Linked DNA regions of Homo sapiens: region 2 is linked to region 1. A link is an interaction called in ENCODE POLR2A ChIA-PET data of the cell type or tissue named here. Cell type or tissue: Panc1. All regions are shown on one strand. Links, peaks and the distances in the headings refer to the core of each region. The heading gives the core; the rest is flanking DNA.

Evidence for each region. Peaks named below come from ENCODE experiments on the same cell type or tissue, not always from the same donor. Only the 100,000 strongest peaks of a DNase experiment are listed, where the experiment ranks them.
Region 2: POLR2A ChIA-PET joins it to region 1 with 12 read pairs; 5 of 35 experiments call an interaction of 5 or more read pairs at or near these places.

The regions. Positions count from the first base shown.
Region 1 is chr19:48,958,195-48,964,384 of GRCh38, forward strand. BAX (BCL2 associated X, apoptosis regulator) reads left to right here. Exons shown (of 6, transcript NM_138761.4): 5 at 2,616-2,720; 6 at 3,338-3,604. The coding sequence ends at 3,442. Among named protein-coding and RNA genes, the nearest start is that of FTL, 4.0 kb to the right of the region's middle. RefSeq lists a silencer at 4,005-4,174, cis regulatory regions at 4,054-4,574, 5,514-6,014 and an enhancer at 5,696-5,805. In Panc1, for the core only: no CTCF peak of the experiment used is centred there; no DNase peak of the experiment used is centred there; H3K27ac peaks cover 1,223 bases.
Region 2 is chr19:49,179,997-49,188,656 of GRCh38, forward strand. It overlaps TRPM4 (transient receptor potential cation channel subfamily M member 4), which reads left to right. Exons shown (of 25, transcript NM_017636.4): 10 at 1,353-1,465; 11 at 2,582-2,926; 12 at 3,082-3,216; 13 at 8,645-8,660. Among named protein-coding and RNA genes, the nearest start is that of TRPM4, 27 kb to the left of the region's middle. RefSeq lists an enhancer at 8,392-8,660. In Panc1, for the core only: no CTCF peak of the experiment used is centred there; no DNase peak of the experiment used is centred there.

The DNA.
Region 1 (6,190 bases), core at 1-5,000:
TCTCTCGCCTCAGTCTCCAGAGTAGCTGAGACTACAGGAGCATGCCACCACGCCCCACTAACTGTTGCATTAGTCTTTTTCTATAGAGACGGGGTCTCGCTATGTTGTCCAGGCTGGTCTCCAACAGGGAGGGATATTTCTTTTTGGAAGATTTTTTTTTTTTTTTTTTTTTTTTTTTGATACAGGGTCTCGCTCTGTTACCAAGGCTGGAATGCAGTGGCATGACCTTGGCTCACTGCAGTCTCCACCTCCTGGGTTCAAGCAATTCTACCTCAGCCTCCTGAGAAGCTGGGATTACAGGCTCTCCCCACCACACCAGCAAATGGGAGGGATATTTCTTTCTTTCTTTCTTTTTTTTTTTTCCTGAGACGGAGTCTCTCTCGGTTGCACCCAGGCTGGAGTGCAGTGGCGCGATCTCAGCTCACTGCAACCTCCACCTCCTGGGTTTAAGCGATTCTCTTGCCTCAGTCTCCCGAGTAGCTTGGGATTACAGGCGTCCGCCACCACACCCAGCTAATTTTTGCATTTTTAGTAGAGATGGGGTTTCACCATGTTGGCCAGGCTGGTCTCGAACTCCTTACCTCAGGTGATCCGCCTGCCTCGGTCTCCCAAAGTGCTGGGATTACAGGCGTGAGCCACCGTGCTCAGCTGAGAGGGATATTTCTTGATGTGTTTTCAAGATTGAGCTGATGGGGCCTGAACGTCCGAGATGAGGGGAATAGCAGTGCAGGTGATGGTGGCACCACCTACAGAGCGGGGATGATAGAATAGAAGTGGCCAGATAAAGGCTGCAGGAGAAGTCTTGGGAGTTGGGAGAGCAGGTCGGGGTCCATGGTCAGGGGTTGATCTTCTCTGGTCCAGAAAAGTCCTCTCTGGCTGGGCGTGGTGGCTCACGCCTGTAATCCCAGCACTTTGGGAGGCCGAGGCAGGGGGATCATGAGGTCAGGAGATCGAGACCATCCTGGCTAACATGGTGAAACCCCGTCTCTACTAAAAATACAAAAAATTAGCCGGGCATGGTGGTGGGCACTTGTAGTCCCAGCTACTCGGGAGGCTGAGGCAGAAGAATGGCGTGAACTGGGAGGCGGAGTTTGCAGTGAGCTGAGATTGCACCACTGCACTCCAGCCTGGAGCGACAGAGTGAGACTCCGTCTCAAAAAAAAAAAAAAAAAAAAAAGAAAAGTCCTCTCTGGGGAAGTGACATTTGCCCTGAGAGCTGAAGGGTAAGAATTTGCTTCGTCGAGGCCTGTTTAGGCGGAAACAGGAGTACATGAAGAAGTCCCGAGGCAGGAAGAATTTGATGGGAATTTAAAAAATTAAAAAAAAAAAAAAAAATGGGGCTGGGCATGGTGGCTCACACCTGTAATCCCGGCACTTTGGGAGGCTGAGGCATGCGGATCACCTAAGGCCAGGAGTTTGAGACCAGCCTGACCAACATGGTGAAACCTTGTCTGCACTAAAAATTCAAAAAAAAAAAAAAAAATAGCCCGGTGTGGTGGCGGATGCCTGTAATACCAGCTGCTTAGGAGGCTCAGGCAGGAGGATCACTTAAATCTGGGAGGCGGAGGTTGCAATGAGCCGAGACTGCACTATTGTACTCCAGCCTGGGCAACAAGATCAAAACTCTATCTCAAAAAAAAAAAAAAAAATTAGCCAGGCATGTTGGCAGGCACCTGTAATCCCAACCCTTTGGGAGGCTGGGGCAGGAGAATTGCTTGAACCCAGAAGGCAAAGCTTTCAGTGAGCCGAGATTGCGCCACTGCACTCCATCCTGGGTGTCAGAGCAAGACTCCATCTTAAAAAAAAAAAATGGAAGCAGCTCAGCGAGGCACAAAACAGGAAGTGGAAAGGTGGAGTGAGGTCAGGCCAAAGCCTGCACACAGGGCTTGTGGGCTGCACTGTGCCTTCGGGTCTTCATCCTGAGGGTACTGGGGAGCCACAGAAGGCTCAGGGGTGGGGCAGTTGAGAGTAACATTATCTTGTTTACAATTTTATTTTTTTTATTTATTTATTTTTTGAGACGGATTCTTGCTCTATTGTCCAGGCTGGCGTGAAATGGCGTGATCTGGGCTCACTGCAACCTCTGCCTCCTGGGTTCAAGCGATTCACCTGCCTCAGCATCCCAAGGAGCTGGGATTACAGGTGCCTGCCACCACACCCAGCTAATTTTTGTATTTATTTATTTTGAGATGGAGTTTTGCTCTTGTTGCCCAGGCTGGAGTGCAATGGCGCAACCTCGGCTCACTGCAACCTCCGCCTCCCGGGTTCAAGCAATTCTCCTGCCTCAGACTCCCAAGTAGCTGGGATTACAGGCATGTGCCACCACGCCCGGCTAATTTTGTATTTTTAGTAGAGATGGCATTACTCCGTATTGGTCAGGCTGGTCTTGAACTCCCGACCTCAAGTGATCCGCCTGCCTTGGCCTCCCAAAGTGCTGGGATTACAGGCATGAGCCGCCGCACCTGGCCATGTTTACAATTTTTGAAGCCGACTTCAATTGTGGGTGGCAGAAATCTTTGAGGGGAGGCAAAGAATTGACAAAGGAGGTTTGGGGCCACTATCTCCAGGCAGTGGGGACAAGGTTCAGTCCCTAACGCCCACTCCACTCCCCACAGGCCCTGTGCACCAAGGTGCCGGAACTGATCAGAACCATCATGGGCTGGACATTGGACTTCCTCCGGGAGCGGCTGTTGGGCTGGATCCAAGACCAGGGTGGTTGGGTGAGACTCCTCAAGCCTCCTCACCCCCACCACCGCGCCCTCACCACCGCCCCTGCCCCACCGTCCCTGCCCCCCGCCACTCCTCTGGGACCCTGGGCCTTCTGGAGCAGGTCACAGTGGTGCCCTCTCCCCATCTTCAGATCATCAGATGTGGTCTATAATGCGTTTTCCTTACGTGTCTGATCAATCCCCGATTCATCTACCCTGCTGACCTCCCAGTGACCCCTGACCTCACTGTGACCTTGACTTGATTAGTGCCTTCTGCCCTCCCTGGAGCCTCCACTGCCTCTGGAATTGCTCAAGTTCATTGATGACCCTCTGACCCTAGCTCTTTCCTTTTTTTTTTTTTCCCCACTGAGAAGGGGTCTCGCTATGTTGCCCAGGTTGGTCTCGAACTCCTGGCCTCAAGCGATCCTCCCGCCTCAGCCTCTCAAAGTGCTGGGATTACAGGTGTGAGCCACCATGCCTGGCCTGAGTCCAGCTCTTTAATGCCCGTTCATCTCAGTCCCCTGCCCGCAATCCTGCCTTCTGGCCTCCTCCGTCCCTGATCCCGCCTCTGCCTGCCCAGGGGCTGCCCCTGGCCGAGTCACTGAAGCGACTGATGTCCCTGTCTCCAGGACGGCCTCCTCTCCTACTTTGGGACGCCCACGTGGCAGACCGTGACCATCTTTGTGGCGGGAGTGCTCACCGCCTCACTCACCATCTGGAAGAAGATGGGCTGAGGCCCCCAGCTGCCTTGGACTGTGTTTTTCCTCCATAAATTATGGCATTTTTCTGGGAGGGGTGGGGATTGGGGGACGTGGGCATTTTTCTTACTTTTGTAATTATTGGGGGGTGTGGGGAAGAGTGGTCTTGAGGGGGTAATAAACCTCCTTCGGGACACACTTCGGCATCTGAGTCACTGGGCCTCTGCCCCGCTCCCCGGCACGTCAGGAGAGCAGGCCCTGTCCGCTGCCCCACGCCGGGCCCGCCGTCTGCTGGCCTAGAGATACCTGCTTGGGCCACTCAGGGACGTGGGGCTCTCTGCACTCACTTGACATCTTTTTCTGGGGTGCCCTGTGGGGTCTGTGGGTTAGGGATGAGTTGGTCCTGGGCCTGACCTGCAGGAGCTCACGGGAAAGGAAAAGAAGGGAGCTCACGGGAAAGGAAAAGGGAGCTCACGGGAAACGAGGGTGATAGGTGGTACATCTGTCGCAGCCCAGGATGATCTGTGCGGGACAGAGGCAGCGGCCTGTGAGGCCCAAGCAGGCGTGTGGGTAAGGGAAGAACAGCACGGCCGGCTGCAGAGCAAGCCTCCTCGGCCCGGGGACCACAGCCTGGCGTGTCACACGTGGGACCTCAGGAGGCCATACCTTTACCGAGCTGGAGAATGGGAGTGGGGGGAGGAGGGATGGGAGGACCAGAGGAGCAGGAAGGGCTCTGGAGCCTGGTGGTGAGGTCGCTGGAGGGTGGCAGGCTGAGGACACCAGGGCGAGGGCCCACGGGAGAGGCCTCCTGAGCTGGGCTGAGGACAGAGAGGAAGGGACCTGGCTGGCGACTGAGAGGCTGGAGGGCAGGGCAGAGGAGGAGGAACCTGGTCTGGCCCCACAGCTGGGTGGGGCCCCCCTGGAGAGGAACTGCCGGAAGAAGGTGCTGAGCTCAGAGGCCCAGTGACCTTAGACACAGGCGGAGCGAAGACAAGGGGGCTAGAGGATGTGGGTTCTCAGTCACAGGGTCTCTGGCACCCCCCTCTGGGTCTTTACCCCCTCCCATCTCTGGGTCTCTGTCCCCATGCTCTGGGTCTTTGCTTTCCGAGCCTCTGTTCCCACCCCACCTTTGGCCCTCTTTCTCTGGGCCTCTTTCCACCCCTGGCACCCAGACCTCTGGCCCCCTCTCTCTGGGTCTCTGTCCCCCCCTCTGGATCTCTGGCCCCCCATCTCTCTCTGGGTCTGTCCCCCGACCCTGAGTTTCTGTCTCCCTCTCTCTGGGTCTCTGTCCTCTCTCTGGCTGTCACTCTCTCTTGGGTCTCTGTACCTCCCCTCTCTCTGGGTCTCTTTCCCTCTCCCCGGTCTCTGTCCCCCGCCCCCGGGTCCCTGTCCCCGCCCCCCCAGGTCTCAGTCCTCCCTAGTCTCTGTCCCCTTCTCTCTGAGTCCCTGTCCCCCCTCTCTCTGGGTCTCTGTACCCCCTTCTCTGGATCTCTGTCCCCACCTCTCTCTGGATCTCTGTCCCCCACTCTGGATTTCTGTCCCCTCCCGCCGGGTCCCTCTGGGTCTCTATCCCCCCCACCCCTGGGTCTCTGTACCTCCCTGCCTCTGTCCCCCCCCACCTCTGTCCCCCCCTCTCTCTGGGTCTCTTTTCCCCTCCCTCTGGGTCTCTGCCCTCCTCTCTCTAGGTCTGTCCCCCTCCCCTCTCTCTCAGGGTCTCTGTACCCCTCTGTCTCCGGGTCTGTTTTCCCCTCTCTCTGGGTCTCTGTCCCCCTCTCTCTCAGGGTCTCTGTCTGAGTCTCTTTTTCTCTGGGCCTCTGTCTCCCCACCCCACGTTCTCTATGGTCTTCAGATCCTGTCTCTCTCAGCCCCTCCTCTCCCTCCACCTATGGGCCCCAAGGCCCCTCTCGGCCGACTAAAGGTCTCTGGGCTGAGGTATGACATTTGGTAAATGAGTAACTCGGGCCCCACAGTCAACGGGGTGCTTTGGACGGCTGCCCCTCCTCCATGGACTCTTCCCAGAGACCCCAAGTCAGGGGAGAGAGAGGGGCAGAGGATCAATGAGTGTACACTGAGCCACCACCCAGAGTGAGGGGACAATATGGCCACAGGCAGGATCCCAGAAAAAAAAAAATTATGGGAACCAAAAAGACACGGAGACAAAGCACACAGCCGGCTTCCAACAAGGGGGGACCTTGGGGTAGGGGGCCCGATTTGGGTCTGAGCCAGGTCTAGTTCTGAGGGTCCCACCAAAAAAGTCGGGGAGTGCCAAGGGGATGAGGTCAGCGAGTGGCCCCACCCCCATCCGTCCCCGCGGGGGCCCCTTCCCGCGCTGAGCTCAGCATGACTCAGCAGTCGCTGCCTGCAACAAGGACCCCAGATACCGGCCTGGCGGGGCATCTGCAGATCCCCTCGGTCAGGGGCTGCCCCGCCTGGGCTGTTCGGAGCAGCTCCTCTGTAGGGCAGGGCCTGACCTCACCCCACACCCCAGTGGCTTCAGCTCCCTGCCCAGCGCACGGGCTGCCTCCATCAGGGCACTTAAGTAGAGTCAAGGTTTGCGCCGACTCCGTCTCCCAGAAATCAACGTGGACCAGGCCCACTTAAAAAATATGCATTAGTCGAAGACAGACGTCTCGTCCATAGGTCCCCAGACTGTTTGTCCACAACGCAGGGCTTCTCTTTGTGGGCCTGAAGGAGCACACGTCAGGCAAGACACGAGGGCAACTTCAGAGACACTGTTCAGGGCCACGGAGAATTCTCGAAGTCTGTGAGTTGTCTCCAAAACAG
Region 2 (8,660 bases), core at 2,953-7,952, 220 kb after region 1:
CCTGAAGTCACTCAGTTGGTACTGGTGGACCGGGGACTGGAACCCACGTCTGCCTGCCCCAGAGCCTATTGCTCACCTCCACTACATGAGATTATCTCTTTCTGTGGTACCAGTTTTTGGAGCAACCAAAATGAGATGAATTTGTTTTGGAGATAGATATGGAGCAAGTGGAGGCAGAAGGAAACCTAACTCCATGTCACGACAAATGCCCTTCAGGACTTTTCATGCCCCTGTTGACTGCACATGTTTGGATCCACTACATAGCTGGATCAAATTTTTAAGGGTTTCTGGTTCTCTCTTGCTGTTTCAGTGACCTCCAGGGTCTCTCGGAGTCCCTCTCCTGTTCTCATTTTCTGCTGTTGTCACCTCTTTCCCTTCACAATATACCCCAAGTTTCAGAAATCAGAGTGACTCACGTTTGTCATCATCTGCTGTGTGTGTGTGTGTGTGTGTGTGTGTGTGTGTGTGTGTGTGTGTGTGTTGCACCCGGGCCTTTGCTTCTGCTGTGCCTGCTGCTTTGAACGCCCTTTTCGCACCTTAGGGGCATACCTCCCAGTCCTGGTGGTCTTTCAAAGTGCTACCTCAACACCCATTCTCTGGGAGCTCTCTTGGGCCACTCTATACCTCTGTGACCATATCCTCCTCTGGGCCCTAATCATATTATATGCCTATAGATGCCTCCTTAGACACCCCTCCACCCTGCCTTCCATTATGGCCTGTCCAGCCTTCCCTTTAATCGCCCATCCATCTCTGATTGTCCGTCTGCCCCATCTTGTTTCCTCTCTCCCCATCCATCCGTCTGTCCATCTATCCATCTATCCACCCTGTACATCCATCTATCCATCCATCCGTTCATTCATCCATCTCTTTATCCTTTCATCCATCCATTTATCCATCCCATCCATCCATCCTTCTATCTGTCCATCCATCCATCCTAATCATATTATATGCCTACCTCTGAGGGCACCAAGCACCCTGAGGGTAGTTATGTGTTGGGGGGACATATTTCCCCCAATAGAACCAGCTTCTTCAGGGTAGGAACTGTATCTGATTTCTCTCTCCATCCCTCCCACTGCTTGGTCCATAACATACCTCAATAAATATTAAATGAATAAGTGATTCCTTTTGTTTCTTCTTGGGGGCTGTAAACCAGTGGTCTGTGCTCTGGCCCTGAGCCAAATGACCTTATGCCTATGATAGCCTGACTGCTTTAAGACCCCCACACTCTGCCCAGTAGCAACCCCTTTATGCAGAGTTTAAAAGTCAGACATGCAAAATAGAGGCAAAATAGACATTCAGCAGATGTCCCTCCTCCCCTGACTTCTTGTCCCCTCTCCCTCTAATCCTTCCAGCCTGTGGGAGCTCGGAGGCCTCAGCCTACCTGGATGAGCTGCGTTTGGCTGTGGCTTGGAACCGCGTGGACATTGCCCAGAGTGAACTCTTTCGGGGGGACATCCAATGGCGGGTGAGGGGTCAGGGCCTGGGGGTTGGGCATACTGACAAAGGGACTGTGCTGTCCTCCCTCTCTGCCTTCTTTTTTTTTTTTTTTTTTTTTGACGGAGTCTCACTCTGTCACCCAGCCTGGAGTGCAGAGGTGTGATCCCAGCTCACTGCAAGCTCCGCCACCTGGGTTCACGCCATTCTCCTGCCTCAGCCTCCCGAGTAGCTGGGACTACAGGCGCCCGCCACCACACCCAGCTAATTTTTTTGTATTTTTAGTAGAGACGGGGTTTCACTATGTTAGCCAGGATGGTCTCGATCTCCTGACCTTGTGATCCGCCCGCCTCAGGCTCCCAAAGTGCTGGGGTTACAGGCATGAGCCACCGCACCCGGCCTCTCTGCCTTCTTAGACGCCCCTCAACCCTGCCTTCCATTATGGCCTGTCCAGCCTTCCCTTAATTGTCCATCCATCTCTGTCCATCTGCCCCATCTTGTTTCCTCTCTCCCCACCCATCCATCTGTCTATCCATCCATCCACCCTGTACCTCCATCTATCCATTCATCCATTCATTCATCCATCTACTTATCCATCCATCCATCCATTTGTCCATCCATCCATTTATCCATCCATCCATCCATCCATCCATCCATCCATCTGTCCATCCATCCATCCATCCATCCATCCATCCATCTGTCCATTCATCCATCCATCCATTCATCTGTCCATCCATCCATCTACCTATCCATTCATCCATACATCCATCCATCTACCTATCCATTCATCCATCCATCCATCCATCTATCCATCCATCCATCTGTCCATCCATTCATCTGTCCATCCATCCATCTACCTATCCGTTCATCCATCCATCCCTCTGTCCATCCATCCATCCCTCTGTCCATCCATCCATCCCTCTGTCCATCCATCCATCCATCCATCCATCCATCCATCCATCTGCCCATCCATCCATCTGTCCATCCATCCATCTACCTATCCATTCATCCATCCATCCACCCATCCATCCATCCATCCATCCATCCATCCATCCATCCATCCATCCATCCGTCCCTCATACCCTTGCCCATCTCTTGTCCTTAACCTTTGAGCTAATCTCTTCCCCTATTCATCCCACCCTGCCAGTCCTTCCATCTCGAAGCTTCCCTCATGGACGCCCTGCTGAATGACCGGCCTGAGTTCGTGCGCTTGCTCATTTCCCACGGCCTCAGCCTGGGCCACTTCCTGACCCCGATGCGCCTGGCCCAACTCTACAGCGCGGCGCCCTCCAACTCGCTCATCCGCAACCTTTTGGACCAGGCGTCCCACAGCGCAGGCACCAAAGCCCCAGCCCTAAAAGGGGGAGCTGCGGAGCTCCGGCCCCCTGACGTGGGGCATGTGCTGAGGATGCTGCTGGGGAAGATGTGCGCGCCGAGGTACCCCTCCGGGGGCGCCTGGGACCCTCACCCAGGCCAGGGCTTCGGGGAGAGCGTAAGGACCGGGCAAAGCTGGGGGGCCCCCCCGCGCGGGAAGGACCTGGGGGCGGGATTACATCAGGGATGGGGCGTGGCCAAACCAGAGGCAGGGCTGGTGGTGGCCAGTGTTGGGGAGGGGCTGGTCCTCACCACCCCTCCTTTTGCTGGCAGATGTATCTGCTCTCGGACAAGGCCACCTCGCCGCTCTCGCTGGATGCTGGCCTCGGGCAGGCCCCCTGGAGCGACCTGCTTCTTTGGGCACTGTTGCTGAACAGGGCACAGATGGCCATGTACTTCTGGGAGATGGTGAGTGCTGACTTGGCGCTCCTGCATCCCTGTCCTTTAGGCCACTGGATGCCAGTGTTCCCGAAACAATTACCATACAATTCCCCGACCCCTGACGTCACCTGACAGGCGCCCCATCCTCCGTCGCTGATATATGCCTCCAACTGCTTCCTCTTTCTTTTCTCTCTCTCACATCATGCATTATTTTATGTGTTTATTTTTTGAGACAGAGTCTCGCTCTGTCGCCCAGGCTGCAGTGCAGTGGCGCAATCTTGGCTTACTGCACCCTCAGTCTCCCGGGTTCAAGTAATTCTCCTGCCTCAGCCTCCGGAGTAGCTGGGATTACAGGCACCTGCCCCCACGCCTGGCTAATTTTTGTTTTGTTTTGTTTTGTTTTAGTAGAGATGGGGTTTCACCATGTTGGCCAGGCTGGACTCCTGACCTCAAGTGATCCACCCGCCTCGGCTTCCCAAAATGCTGGGATTACAGGCATGTGCCACCGTGCCTGGCCAAGATTCTCTCTTTGTTTTGGCCTTTGATAATATATCTCAGTGTGGATCTCTGTGAATTTCTTTTTCTTTTTCTTTTTTTTTTTTTTTTGAGATGGAGTCCTGCTCTGTTGCCCAGGCTGGAGTGCAGTGGCATGATCTCGGCTCACTGCAAGCTCCACCTTCTGGGTTCATGCCATTCTCCTGCCTCAGCCTCCCGAGTAGCTGGGACTACAGGCGCCCGCCACCACGCCCAGCTAATTTTTTGTATTTTTAGTAGAGATGGGGTTTCACCGTGGTCTTGATCTCCTGACCTTGTGATCTGTCTGCCTTGGCCTCCCGAAGTGCTGGGATTACAGGCGTGAGCCACTGTGCTTGGCCTGTGAATTTCTTTTACTTGGAGTTCCTTGAGCTTCCTGGATGTGTAGACTTTTGTCTTTCATCACATTTTGGAAGTTTTTAGGACATTATATCTTCAAATATTATTTCTTTCCCTTTCTGTCTCTCTTTTCCTTTTGGACTCTCATTATGTATGTATTAATATTCTGTATGGTGTCTCGCAAGTCCCTTAGGCTCTGCTTATTTTCCTTCATTTGTTTTTCTTTTTTCTCCTCAGGCTGGATAATCTCAATGTACTTAGCTTCAAATTCACTGATCTTTATTTTGCCTTTTTTATGAATCTACTGTTGAGTCCCTCTAGTGGTTTTTATATTTCAGTTATTGTGCTTTTTAGCTTCAGAGTTTCTATTTGGTTCATTTCTGTCTCTGTAGTCTTTTTTTTTTTTTTTTTTTTTTTTTTGAGACAGAGTCTCGCTCAGTCGCCCAGGCTGGAGTGCAGTGGCTCAATCTCCGCTCACTGCAAGCTCTGCCTCCTGGGTTCACGCCATTCTCCTGCCTCCACGCCATTCTCCTGCCTCAGCCTCCCAAGTAGCTGGGACTACAGGTGCCCGCCACCACGCCCAGCTAATTTTTTTGTATTTTTTTAGAGACAGGGTTTCACTGTGTTAGCCAGGATGGTTGCGATCTCCTGACCTCGTGATCTGCCCTCCTCGGCCTCCCAAAGTGCTGGGATTACAGGCGTGAGCCACTGCGCCCGGCCTCTGTAGTCTGTCTTTTTTTTTTCCTGGTCCCACTACAAAACTTTATTTTTGATTACAGTACCATTCTCAATCTCTTCTACAAAAAGCAGAAAAAAAAGCAGCCACTTCACTCAAGACCTATATACAGATAAGATGTTTTCTGTGTTTTTTTCTTTTTTTTTTAATTTTTATTTTTAAAAAAATAAATTCAGTGTTCACATTTCTATAAAGAATTAACCCAGTTTCAGGAAACCCTGCCTCTATCTCTGTATTCTTATTCTCTAGGTGGTGAGACATCTTTTTCCTGGCTCCCTTTAGTTCTTTTTTCATGATTTCCTTTAGCTCTTCGAGCATATTTAAGACAATTTATTTAAAGCCTTTGCTAGTAAGTTCAGTGTCTGAGTTTCCTCAGGGATAGTTTCTATTCATTTATTTTTTTCCTACTCATTTCTATTCATTTCATTTCTTTTCTTTTATTTATTTATTTGTTGTTCTTGTTGTTGTTGTTGAGACAGAGTCTCATTCTGTCACTCAGACTGGACTGCAGTGGTTTGACCAAAGTTCACTGCAACCTTGACTTCTTGGACTCAAGCAATCCTCCCACCTCAGCCTCCTGAGTAGTTGGGTCTACCAGCCACATGCCAAGCTAATTTTAAAAAATTTGCAGAGATGGGGTCTTACTATGTTGCCCAGGTTGGTCTTGAATTCTTGGGCTCAAGCAATCCTCCTGCCTGGGCCTCCCAAAGTGCTGGGATTACAGGTGTGAGCCACCATGCCTGGTCTCTATTAATTTCTTTTTTTTCCAGTATATGAACCATATTGTCTTGTTTCTTTGCATGCCTCATAATTTTTGGTTGAAAAGTGGAACATTTTGAATATGATAATGTGGCAACTCTGGAAATCAGCTTATGCCCTCCCTCCAGGGTTTGTTGTGGCTGCTGCTCATTGTGGGTCATTGTTGTTTGTTTAGTGACTTTTCTTTTTTCTTTTTCTTTTTTTTGGGGGGAGGGGGGATGGAGTCTCACTCTGTGGCCCAGGCTAGAGTACAGTGGTGCAATCTCGGCTCACTGCAAGCTCCACCTCCCAGGTTTAAGTGATTCTCCTGCCTCAGCCTCCCAAGTAGCTGGGATTACAGGTGTGTGCCACCACACCCAGCTAATTTTTGTATTTTTCATAGAGACGGGGTTTCACCATGTTAGCCAGGCTGGTCTCAAACTCCTGACCTCAGGTGATCCACCCACCTTGGCCTCCCAAAGTGTTAGGATTACAGGCGTGAGCCACCGCGCCCACCCTGTTTAGTGACTTCTCTAAACCTTTTTTGGAAAGTCTGTATTCTTTGCATGTGTGGCCATGGAAGCCCCTCTTCTGTTAGCTTAGTGGTCTGCTGGTGACTTGACAGAGATATCCTTAAATGCCTAGAACCACAGAAGCAAATATAACAAGAAACTCCCTATAAGTGCTGGGATTAGAGGCATGAGCGACGCCCACCGTGGCTGTATATTGAAGCAGTCTTTCAATACTTAGCCAAGCTGTTTACAGTTCTGCTTTAGTCTTCACTTCCTGCTTGTGCAGAGCCTAAAGTTCAGCCAGATGTAAGAGCTTCAGGTTTTCTCTGGTATTTTCTGAGCACGCCTCTAGCCCTAGTCATGCATCTAGCCGTCTGGATTTCCTGGTACACAAGGAAGACTTTCAAAGCCCTTATTCCCTCCAAGTATTTCCTTTCATGGCCTCTTTCTTCCCAAGATGCTTAGTGTATCTATTACTGCCTCTACTGTGAGTCCTTGCCTCAGATGGATGTGGTTAATTCATTTGCCTTTAAAAGATTTTAACAGGCCGGGTGCAGTGGCTCACACCTGTAATCCCAGCACTTTGGGAGGCCGAGGCAGGTGGATCGCCTGAGGTCAGGAGTTCGAGACCAGCCTGACCAACATGGAGAAACCCTATCTCTACTAAAAGCACAAAAAATTAGCCTGGCATGGTGGCGCATATCTGTAATTCCAGCTACTCGGGAGGCTGAGGCAGGAGAATTGCTTGAACCTCGGAGGCAGAGGTTGTGGTGGGCTGAGATTGCAGCATTGCACTCCAGCCTGGGCAACAAGAGTGAAACTCCGTCTCAAAAAAAAAAAAAAAGATTTTAACACACACTGCCTGGAAAGCCACTTTTTCTCTGGGGAAAGCTCTAAGGCAGGTGAAGCAAAGTCAAGTCCTTGAGCTGTTGCTTCAGGGAGCCACCAGATAGGGCCACACACACAACCACAATTCTGGAGGGTAAGTCTGAATTGCTCCCTCTAGTACTAGCGACCCACACCAGGAATGTGTGTCTTTGTCTTCAAGGTTGCCACTGAACTGGGGAGCTGGGGGTAGTAAGTGGGTAGGTTAAAATGTCACAGTACCCTCTTACTGAAATTTAGTGGTCTCTTCATTAAGCATTTTCTTGTTTTTTTTTTTTTATAAGTTTTCGATTAGATTCCAGAATTCTAGAAAAGTTGATTCTGACAACTTTTGATAGCTATTGATTGCTTTTGTGGAGGGATAAAGTTTTGAAGTTCCCTACACTGGCATTTTTGGTCACCTCTCCAAGGGCTTTTAAAAATTTCATTGTTAGAGACAGGGTCTTCCTCAGTCATCCAGGCTGGAGTGCAGTGGCATGATCATGGCTCACTGCAGCCTCAACCTACTGGGCTCATTCGATCCTCCTACCTCAGCTTCCCTAGTAGCTGGGACTACAGAAGCAGACCACCACGCCTGGCTAACTAAAAAAAAAAAAATTTTGTAGAGATGGAGTCTCACCATGTTGCCTGGCTGGTCTTGAATTCCTGGGCTCAAGCAATCCTCCTCATTTGTAACCACCCAATGGGTTCACGTTGCCCGCTGCCTAGACAGAGCCGATTTATCAAAACAAGGAAAGTGTAATGGAGAAAGAGTAATTCGCGCAGAGCCGGCTGTGCGGGAGACCTCAGTTTTATTATCACTCAAATCAGTCTCCTCGAGGATTCAGGGATCAGAGCTTTTAAAGATAATTTGGTGGGTAGAGGCTTGGGAAGTGGGGAGTGCTGATTGGTCAGGTTGGAGATGGAATCACAGGGGTTGGAAGTGAGGTTTTTCTTGCTGTTTTCTGTTCCTGGGTGGGATGGCAGAACTGGTTGAGCCAGACTACAGTCTGGGTGGTGTCAGCTGATCCATCCAGTGCAGGGTCTGCAAACTATCTCAAGCACTCATCTTAGGTGTTACAGTAATGATGTTATCCCCAGGAGCAATTGGGGGAGCCAGAGGCTGCGTGACCCCTAAACTTAATTTCTAATCTTGTAGCTAATTTGTTAGTCCTGCAAAGGTAGACTGGTCCCCAGGCAAGATGGGGGTCTTTGGGGAAAGGGCTATTATCAATTTCGTTTCAGAGTCAAACCATGAACAGAATTCCTTCCCAAAGTTAGTTCAGCCTATGCCCAGGAATGAGCGAGGACAGCTTAAGGGTTAGAAGCAAGATGGAGTCGGTTAGGTCTGATTTCTTTCATTGTCATAATTTTCTCAGTTATCATTTTTGCAAAGGTGGTTTCACTTCAGCCTCCCAACGTGCTGGGATTATAGTCGTGAGCCACTTTACCCAGCCTCCAACTGCTTCTTGACCTGTCTGTGACTGCTGAATTGATTCTAACTGCAGCCCAGCCCCTGACTTGCATCCCTGGTCTCTGAACCACCTGACTTCTGGCATTTTCAACTGACTTTCAGTTTCTTCCAGATCCATCTCCAAACATTACTTCATCCTTGGCCTCTGATGACCCCAGTTAGTTTCTGACCTCTGACTCTGTTCCTTCCCTTGACTTCAGGCTTCCTCCCCCTCTATGAACCCTCTTTGACGCATCCGTGCCCTCTTTGTCTCTCCAGGGTTCCAATGCAGTTT